Regions from separate parts of the Homo sapiens genome. Here region 1 is linked to region 2. Evidence: chromatin contacts called from ENCODE Hi-C or POLR2A ChIA-PET data. All regions are on one chromosome and are shown on one strand. The core of a region is the stretch at or near the end of the contact, and the rest is flanking DNA. Distances in the headings are between cores, read along the strand shown. Region 1 holds the start of INTS6L-AS1 (INTS6L antisense RNA 1). Region 2 holds the start of MAP7D3 (MAP7 domain containing 3).

Region 1 (5,093 bases), core at 564-3,063, 730 kb before region 2:
CCAGATTCCCTCTCTTCCCTTTTTGTGCCTTGTTCGTGAAATCCTATGAATTTCTAGACTGGACCATTGTTTCCATAGCACTTTTTAACTTGCATCCTTGTTTGTCCCTGATTCATATACTGCCATATGACTTCTTTTAAAATCGTATTTCTCTGAGAATGTTATTGAATGTGCATATATAATATATGAAACATATACACAGAACATACATATATATATAGAGAGAGAGAGAGAGAGAGAGAGTGTATATAAAATATATAAAATACTTTTTTGAGATGTTATCTCATTCTGTTGCCCAGGCTGGAGTGCAGTGGTGTGATCTCAGTTCACTGCAACCTCCGTCTCCTGGGTTGAAGTGATTCTCCTGCCTCAGCCTCCCAAGTAGCTGGGACTACAGGCGCCTGCTCCCATGCCCGGCTAATTTTTGTATTTTTAGTAGAGACGGGGGTTTCACCATGTTGGCCAGGCTGGTCTCAAACTCCTGCCCTCAAATGATCCACCCACCTCGGCCTCCCAAAGTGCTGGAATTACAGGCATGAGCCACTGCGCCTGGCCAAAATATATAAAATATTATGTATGTATATGTCATCATCTCTCCTCAATGAAACTGCAAACTCATTGAAGTCCTGGATTCCACATTGTCAATAGTAATTGCCAGGAATACACAAGTCCAATTTTTAAAATTGTGTCATATGAAGTAGTCAATCAAGTGTGGTTGGCCACTTACTGAGTCTCTTCACAGAGCCAGACCTGAGAGTATCCGTAATTGTTACCCTAACCTCAGGGAGCTGCATTTTCCTCTACTGAAAATTGAATACAATGCCATCTGCCATAATTAATTCAAAGATTAAACAAGGCTACCGTGGGTGCCTGGCTCTTCATAGGCACTCAATAAATGTGAGTTGAGAGCCTGCCCCTGTGGTCCCAGCTACTTGAGAGGCTGAGATGGGAGGATCGCTTAAGCCCAGGAGCTGGACGCTGCAGGCAGCTATGATGGGGCCACTGCACTCCAGCCTGGGCGATCAAGCGAGATCCTCTTTATTTATTTATAAAAATAAATAAATAAATAAATATGTGAGTTGAATCACAATCTAGGTTTGCAAACCTCCATGTGTAAAGGCTGCGCAGAGGGAACAGTGGTGGAATTATCACAGGCAGGCCAATGTTTCAAAGAGCTTAGTGAAACTGAAGAAGCTTGTGCATACAAAAGGCCAGTTTAGGTAACTGTAACTGTGTTTAAGCTTTAGTTTCCTTTCTAAGTAGATATATGTGGAATGCAAGGCCAGCAACCAACTCACAAATACTGATCAAGACGGGGGAGGGATCTAAAGGAATGTGAGTACGTCCTGCCAGGAAAGAAGTTTGCTGCTTCTGAAATATTTTCGTCTTCGCCACTGGCAGGATTGATCGATTGCAGTTAGCGAAGAATTTTCTGTGCAAACTGTCCAAGCATCTGCTTCTGTACTTCTGTACAACTGTTGCTCAAATTCACTCTTCTTTTCGAATCACCATCTTTGAAGAGAGACAGAAAAATCCATTTAAACCACCCGAACTAATCATTCGAACTGCTTCCAAGTCCTTTAAAGGAGAATCCTAGCGAGGGTCCGTAACACTTCCCCTTACCCTCTGCCTGGGTTCAAACTTCAACTCCCAGGGTTCGCCCAAGTCCCTCCCCTAGTCCTGTCATCTAATGAATATGCAAATACCACATAATTGGCAGCCAATGGCATGGGTTCTGGTCACATGGTGCCGATGGTAGGTGAGCAGACAGAAGTTGTCAGTGAACAGAGACGGCGCTCAGTCTGGGGCGAGCGCTCTAGTGAGCGCGGACGGATGCTTAGGCAGTAGTCCTGGCAGCGGCAGTAGTGGTGGCAGCAGAAGAGAGGAAGGGGGAGGGCCCCGAGGGCTACACACGCTCACACTTTCAAGTTCCCTTGGAGGGAGAGGAGGTGGGGCTGCAGAAAGAGGAGGCCAGGAGCGGTCCCATCCGTCCCGTCCCGTCCCGTCTCCCCCTCTTCCTCTTGCTCCTTGCTCCCCGGCTCTGCGAGAGTTGAGGGTTCAGGTGGCCGTACGCGGCAGTGAGGGCAAGAGGGCCGGGAGAGTGGGGAGCGGAGGCAGGAGTGCGGGGGAAGATGCCCATCCTGCTGTTCCTCATAGACACGTCCGCCTCTATGAACCAGCGCACTGACCTGGGCACCTCTTATTTGGACATTGCCAAAGGCGCTGTGGAGTTATTCTTGAAGGTAAAGGGAGGGGAGGGGAGAGATGGGGAGAGCTCCCGAGGGATTTCAGGGTGTGGATTGAGGTGCTTCTGTAACGTTTGTATCGCCCTCCCCCCTCCTTTCCTACGCGACCCCCTCCGTCATCCCTTGCCCCGCAGCTGCGCGCCCGGGACCCGGCCAGCCGTGGAGACAGGTACATGCTGGTCACCTACGACGAACCCCCGTACTGCATCAAGGTAAAGGGGCTACGGGTGGGGGGACAGGCGGGAAGCGGGAGCAAGTCGGCGGGGGCTGCTTACCCCCCTGCCCCCGCCTAAGGCGGTCCTGCGTCGCCCGGCGGGGCGGGCGGCGAGGGGGTGCGCAGAGGGCGGGCGGAGTGGTGCCGTCGGCGGCTTCGGAGTAGCTGTCGCGCCTGGGGTCGGGGAGAGGGGACCGGGGAGGAGCAGCCCCGGGGAGAAACCGCAGGAGGGCCGAGCTCGTGGCGCGACAACCGCAGCCGCCTCGGAACATGGCGGACATTTTGCTTTTGTATGAGCCTGCGAGAGGGAGACTGAGGGCGCTGCTGAGATGGAAAGGAGGGAGGGGAGGGAGGAGCGGGGAAGGAGGGCCCGAAACCCGGAGGGAGGCTGCGAGGCGGGCCCGCCCCTTCGAGGCGCACCGCGCGAGGGTCGCCGCGCGGGGGGCCGGACGGAGCCTGCGACTCCGCCCCGAGGTCCTGCCGGCCGGGCGCGCGGGCTTTCCCGGAGCCTGGGCTCCTCCTCTGGCCCCTCCTTCCTCCCCCGGTCTTCCTCCCCCTCCTTGGGCTCTTCGCTGCATCTCCTCCTTCTCCCCCTCTTCCTCCTGGTCCCCTCCCCTTCCTGCTGAGAGCGTGGCAGAGCCAGCCGCCGGCCTTCAAAGACTAGACAACCGCCTTTGCACTCGTTGGCCTCTCACCACCCCCGCGCAATCGGAAATCTGTCCGCGACGCCAGTCTCCCCACCCCCAGACCCGGAGAAAGTCTTTGCGTTTCTGCTCCGGAATTGGCCAGGTTCAGCCCCGCTCTCAGTTACCTTAGCTACTGTTACTGTTTCATTGGAAATTCCAGCGAAGCAACGACACGGAGGGGGACGTGCCAAGTGCGAACCCACAGGGGCAGAGCTTTTTAGGGATCCGCTCTACCTATTTACATCATAAATTAGGTTTGTGCTAGCCACGTAGGAATTAATCCAGGGACAAGAAAGAAAGGAAGGGGAGGACTCAAATGTGAGCATTTGTAATAGTCAAGTTCGATGATTTGATTCTGACCTACAGGAGAAAAGTAGGGAGGACGGTCTCTGTGGGGTAATTTATGTTCCTATGGTGAGGAGATAAAGAACTGCTGCTTTGCCTGCAGTGGCCAGATAAAATGGAATTTAAACTGTTAAATCAACCTGCATAAGAGTCCTGCTTGCATATTGAAATTTTAAAAATACTACCACAATCCTTGACGTCTTTTGTTAGGCTTTTTCTTTTTTCCTCAGAATAATCGTAATAGTGCTAGGGAGACGCAGTCTGGATGTGTTGTGATCCGTTTCTGTAGAGTGAGGTGTTTTAATGAATGGAACCTACCAAGCTGAATAGTTGGCCAAAGAGTGTTCCTTCAAGCATAAGGAAACCAAAGAGAAACTAATTTTGTAACTCGTAGCTTCGGTTAACTGTTTAATTAGTAGGTTCCCCTTAAAACTGTTCTTTTTTCGATAATTTGTTTTCAGTTTGTGATTCTATCCATTTAGAAAAGTGGAACAAGTAGACATCTTTCAAAATGCCGTAAGCTTTTTAAAAATGTCAGTTTTCCCAAAAGGATGTGATCATTTTTTTCCACATAGAAAAGGAGATGTTTATACATCCTAGGTCTGAATGTCTACACTCTTCGACTGCTAATACAGATAAGAACCGACCATTTGTAGTGTGGCCATTTGAAGACATGCTCCTTAATTCGAAGTAGTAAAAAAGATAAACCACAAAGCAGTGTGCCTTCTTTTCCTTAAAGGAACAACTTATTGGCCGGGTGCGGTGGCTCAGGCCTGTAATCCTAGCACTTTGGGAGGTCGAGATGGGCGGATTGCCTGAGCTCAGGAGTTTGAGACCAGCCTGGGCAACATGGTGAAACCCCGTCTTTACTAAAATACAAAAAAACAAAACAAAAAAAAAAACGGCCGGATGTGGTGGCGGGCGCCTGTAATCCCAGCTACGCGGGAGGCTGAGGCGTGAGAATTGCTTGAACCCGGGAGTCGGAGGTTGCAGTGAGCCAAGACCATGCCACTGCACTCCAGCCTGGGCAAGAAAGTGAAACTCTGTCGTCAAAAAAAAAAAAAAAAAAAAAAAAAGGAACAACCTATTTATCATTTTTCCATATGCCAAGAAGGATTGTTTAAAGATAGTTTTCCATCTGTAAAACTTATCAAAACAGTATTTACAGAAACTTGGGAAAGGAAATAAACCTCATTCTTAACAACCATCATTACATCTTTTAACCTAGCATTGTGATTACAGTGCACATATTACTTTGTATTCTGCTTTTTCTACCGATTTTTATCCAATGAATTATTCCAGGTCGCCACATAGCCTTCATACTTAAAATTTTTAATGGCTGTGTAATTTATCCATGCTATTTTAAAGGCTCCAGATAGTTCTATAGAACGGACAGGAAAAGTTGGATTTTGTTTTTAGTGGAAATTTCATCAGATAGCTCTTTTTATCCTGCCATCTTATATACTACATTTTTTTCCTAAAGCAAAAAGCACGTTTCCAAGTTGAGTTTGATTTTTTTTCCTTATGTAGGTCAGATATATGGGAAGATACTTTTTGTAATATGTTTAATTATTAATCGTTGGTTATCTTCTTCTTAGCCTA
Region 2 (4,851 bases), core at 1,707-4,206:
TTTATTCAACTTCATTGAATGAAAGAATTTACTTAACATGCATTTAAATGAATGAGGGAATTTACTTAATATTCAGTTAAAAGTAACAGCAAGGTATTTCTGTAGTCCTTATACTAATTCTAAATCCAAAATTAAAGTAAAAGTTATATTTTGCCCAGAGATTAAATAAGAAAATGTGTAGTGTATTACTAAAACTGAATTATGAATCTTAATCTGTATTTATAGAACTTTTCTAAAAACTTCCATAACACATATTATATACCATTTCACCATTTACAAAGTTCATTTGTATTACTTCATGTAATTCTTACAACAATCCTATAAAGTGGACGTAATTATTTTCCCCAATTTTTTTTATAGTTGAAAAAACTGAAGCTAAACATAACTTTCCCAGTTCACACAGGTAGTAAGTGGTGAAGCCAGAACTTGATTTAACTGTAAATTTCAAAGCAACTTTATTTTGAAATATTAAGAAAAAATAACAGGAAAAGAAATCTGCCATCAGAGAACCATAAAAATCAGGCAGATTCACAGAATTTTGCCTCAAATAGCAAAAGCCAAAGTCATAGGGCTGAGACTTTCAGAAGACCTCCAAGTTCAAACCAAAGATAGCATGTCTTGAAGACAAAACTGGAGACAATTTTCTACCATTTAGAGCTGTCTACAATGGAATGGCTACTTGGAAAAATATTAAGCTCCTCATGAGAGTGCCCATTCAAGTGGCAGAAGTGCCCCAGGATTTTACAGCTGGGACTCTGGATGCCTGACAAGATCATCTTAAGGTTTCTCCAACTCTAAAATTCTATGATAATCTAGCTGTCAATCTCCGTAGCTTTTTCTGCATTGGTAGAAATTATTCTTTGAAAAAGTTATTCTAAACTGAGAAACACTGGTGAATTTAGAAAAACAAGAAGGGAAAGGTGATACGTCAGTGGCAAGTTTCTTATGCTCATCTGGTTGAAATATTCAAATAAATTTTTATTTTAAAACAATTCTGCATAAAAATATAAACACGTGTTTTGTTAAATATTTGGTATGCTACAACCTCAGCACAGTGCTATGCACAGAAAACATCACTCAACAAATATATATTTACACTTTATATGTAACACATATATATATACATGTATCTATTGCATGCATACATAAATGTATAAAATAAATGTATTTTGACTGTGCTATGCATTTATATGTTATGTATTCAAGACAGTTTTAACTCTTGCTGCCAGACTGCCAGCAGAAGATGAAAACAACATTTTAGCAAAAACATCTGTCTCCTTGACCCCTTCAGGAAAACGCTGAGATCTAAAGGGCAGTTCTGGTCAAGTTGGTGCTCTGTGAAAAAAGTCTAACATGCGATATTTACAATTCCTAACATGAAGTGGGCAGCAAGGTTTTAAACCAGGGTCCTAGGTTAAGACTTTTACATGGCTCTTAAGTTTTTGGTTTGAAATGCTGTGAATTCCAGTATCTGTCCCATATATAATTTTAAAACACTTTCCAACATCTGATATACAAATGCTTTTAGGGGTTTATCCGGTTCACAGCTTCTTCACCATATTGGAGTAATGCTGGTTAATCTAAATCACTGAAATAAACCAGTGCCTGAGAGCCACAGGTACCAATAAGCAACACAATTTATTGGAGACTGTCTTTCTAGGTGAACCATAAGTATAGACACGGAAGGAAGATTCTTTTCTCCCTAATGAATGGTGAAAGTGTATGTAGTATATGCTTCTGACACAGTCTTTGGAGAGCTGATTCAAAGTCTTCTCAAGTAACATATAGCTTCCCAATCGTAAACAATCTAACTTTTTAATTGCAAATGCAAAAAAACCCCTAAGAAATTCAATTAAAATTAATAAAATCGTTTTATTCGCGCTCATAGCAGAGGGAACTAGTCTAACAGGCTAAAAGCAACCTCCTGAAAGGAAGAAATCCTATCTCAGGTAGTGGAGCAGTCTCCTGGACCAAGCAATGTGCTGTCAAATTGTATAAGATTAACGGTTTTCGAGGAGGGAAAAACGTTTTGGCGATGGGACTAGTTGAGGAAAAAGCACTCTGAAGTGCTGATTCCCGTTCAGTTCAGCCTAGAGACTGCAAGATGTCCCACAGAAGATGACATCTTGTTGAAGTCATGTGCTACAGCAGGCAAATCAGGAGATGCAAAGAGCCAAGTTTCATCCCAACTTTTAAAGCAACTTTTAAGCATCCCCACCCTCACCCAGCTTCCTCCCTGGACCTTGACCGGGAGGGTGCAGGAGGTAAGCCTTTGGGAGAGGCAAGGACTGCGACAGTAAAAGCGCCTAAACTCGCCCACGACCCGGGCTGGGGGATAACTCAAACTTTCCGTGCCTGGAAAGGCTGCCTGGCGGCGGAGGCGGCGCCGGCGCGCGGAGTCCCTGCGGGCGCCCGCACATCCCAGGCAGCTGTGCGTTCGTTGGGGCGGTTGCGCGGGCGGCCACCGCCCCCCAAGGGCAGATGGGGCACGGGGCGGTCCGCGGGGTCCGGCTTCCAGCCGCCCCCGCCCCGCCCGTCGAAGCAGAGCCCGTGAGTTGCCTCGCGCCGCGTCCGCGGGGCTCAGACCGTTGGCAGCGGCAGTTCGACCGTTGGCGGCGGGACTCAGGCGGCTCGCGGCGTCGGCTGACAATTTCAACCCCCCGCCCCCGCCCCTGTCCCATCCCAGGGCACTCCGGCGGGGGTGAGGGGAGGACCAGATAGCACGAGGCGACTCCAGGGAAAAGTTTTGTGGCGCCCGCTGCGCCGCTCCGACGGCCCGGGGACTGCGGGAACCCTGCCTCCCACGCGGGCCCGAACCACCCCCGGGAGCCACCCGCCCGCTCACCCATCCGTGCCCGCAGCTCTCTCAAGGATGGGCTGCCGCCAGCGCCAGCTGCGGCGCCGTCCGCCATCATCGGAGTCGGGACCGGAGGCGGTGGTGGCTCTCCGCATACATTGCGCAGGCGTCGGCGCGGCCTCCGCTTGGGTCGTGGCCGGGCTGCCGGTGGGCGGGGCGGGGCGGGGCGGGGCGGGGCGGGGCCCGAAGGGCCACCGCGCCCGCCTCGGACCTGCGAACCGGGCAGGATTGCCCCTTGCGTCCCACGTCCTGACCGGCTGGGCAGCGACTACCTGGTCTAAAGAAACCCTCTCCTATGTTCCGTGCTCTGCCCCTACTGCATTGTGAGGACTAGCCAATCAGCACCCAGCTTGGCCCCCCCAACATTCCTTTCTTCACCTTTACCTAGCAACACAGTAACATTCCTTCCTCATTCATTCATTCATTTAAAGAACATTTACGGCGTGCCTCCTGGGTGCGCTTGTATCATGAGTTTACTAGTCCTTGAAACATTACACAAAGAAAGACCCAAGTTGGGGGAAGAAGCCTAGGGAGAGGTTGGGAGTCGCAGGCTTGCTTTGAGGTGCTAGGGGCCCCATCATGAGTAGGCTTCCCTAAACTGTTGCACAATAAATCATGACACATAGGTCTCAAAGTTGGGTGAAATATCTTTAAGATGTTTGTGAGTCTTCAAAGAGAGGCAGAGGACTTATTGGCATCAATCTCTCCGGATTTTGGGAGAGACTCTACCAGGTTGCAGAATGTTTTTCCCATTCACAAGGAAAACCGTCATTGGCCTGAGGCTCCTTTAAGGGGCAGACCTCACTTCATGGGGGCTTGCCCTTATGAGGTGGAGTCACCACTGTTGTGAGTGTGTGTGTAGTGACATAGTTGTAGGCACGCAGTTTATGGTTGGGGCCATTAAGTGTGGTGCAGGAGATCCCAAAATGGGGCTGGACCACTTGTGAGATGGGCACTTTGGCGAGACCACTGAGTCTCCAAATGACATGGGAGCTGTAAAATGGAAGAAGCTAATAATAGCATATATTACATATGTTAGCAATGATAGCATAAGTTACATATATTAATATATAATATATATAATATGTAATATGGGGCAGGCACGGTGGCTCATGCCTGTAATCCTAGCATTTTGGGAGGCTGAGGTGGGTGGATCATTTGAGGTCAGGAGTTCGAGACTAGCCTGGCCAACATGGTGAAACTCCGACTCTACTAAAAATACAAAAATTAGCCGGGCATGGTGGTGGGTGCCTGTAATCCCAGCTACTTGGGAGGCTGAGGCAGGAGAATCGCTTGAACCCGGGAGGTGGAGTTTGCAGTGAGCCATGATAGCACCACTGCACTCCAGCCTGGGTGACAGAGCGAGACTCTGTCTCAAAAAAAAAAAAAAAAAAAAAAAGAAAAGAAAAGAAAAAGAAAAAAAAGACATTACGTTGCACCTACAATTTTAACAAAAATTAAAACGTGGTCAATAAGTGTTTGCGATGATGTAGATTAATACAAGTGGGGGGCCAGGCACGGTGGTTCACACCTGTAATCCCAGCCCCAGCACTTTGGGAGGCCCAGGCAGGTGGATAACCTGAAGTCAGGAGTTCAAGATCAGCCTGGCCAGCATGGGGAAACCCCGTCTCTAGTAAAAATACAAAAATTAGCTGGGCGTCGTGGCGGGCCCCTGTAATCCCAGCTGCTCGGGAGGCTGAGGCAGGAGAATCGCTTGAACCCGGGAGGTGGAGGTTGCAGTGAGCCGAGAGCTGCCACTGCACTCCAGCCTGGGCAACAGAGCGAGACTCTGTCTCGAAGAAAAAAAAAACTAGTGGCAAAAATAAACAGTTTGGCATTATAACTCCCGAAGCTCTGCTTCTAAGTAAATACAGAGACCAATGCTTTGCATGATATCCAGGATGGTAGCCATTCATGATTATTAATACGACACACATATGATTAGGGTGCCCACAAAACACACACACATACACAAACACAAGTTCAGCTTTCAT

The links. Hi-C counts contacts between places; a loop is a spot of excess contacts on that map. ChIA-PET counts read pairs that join two places held with the same protein, here RNA polymerase II (POLR2A). Pooled maps may share reads with other maps.
Region 1: a loop to region 2 is called in a map of naive thymus-derived CD4-positive, alpha-beta T cell, with 11 times the contacts of the local background. The contact joins the promoter of INTS6L-AS1 here to the promoter of MAP7D3 in region 2. A Hi-C loop is called at or near these places in 2 of 168 maps with a recorded cell type or tissue (endothelial cell of umbilical vein and naive thymus-derived CD4-positive, alpha-beta T cell), 1 of 37 single-sample maps with no recorded cell type and 11 of 50 pooled maps. POLR2A ChIA-PET finds 5 or more read pairs at or near these places in 1 of 52 experiments (activated CD4-positive, alpha-beta T cell).

Annotation. Positions count from the first base shown.
Region 1 is chrX:135,518,861-135,523,953 of GRCh38, forward strand. INTS6L-AS1 (INTS6L antisense RNA 1) reads right to left here and starts at 1,814. Exons shown (of 2, transcript NR_046740.1): 1 at 1,707-1,814; 2 at 1,223-1,512. INTS6L (integrator complex subunit 6 like) reads left to right here and starts at 1,800. Exons shown (of 18, transcript NM_001351601.3): 1 at 1,800-2,243; 2 at 2,381-2,458. The coding sequence starts at 2,133. RefSeq lists enhancers at 1,954-2,033, 2,064-2,123 and silencers at 2,374-2,643, 2,704-2,903.
Region 2 is chrX:136,248,444-136,253,294 of GRCh38, forward strand. MAP7D3 (MAP7 domain containing 3) reads right to left here and starts at 2,957. Exons shown (of 19, transcript NM_024597.4): 1 at 2,846-2,957. The coding sequence starts at 2,915. RefSeq lists a silencer at 2,674-3,063.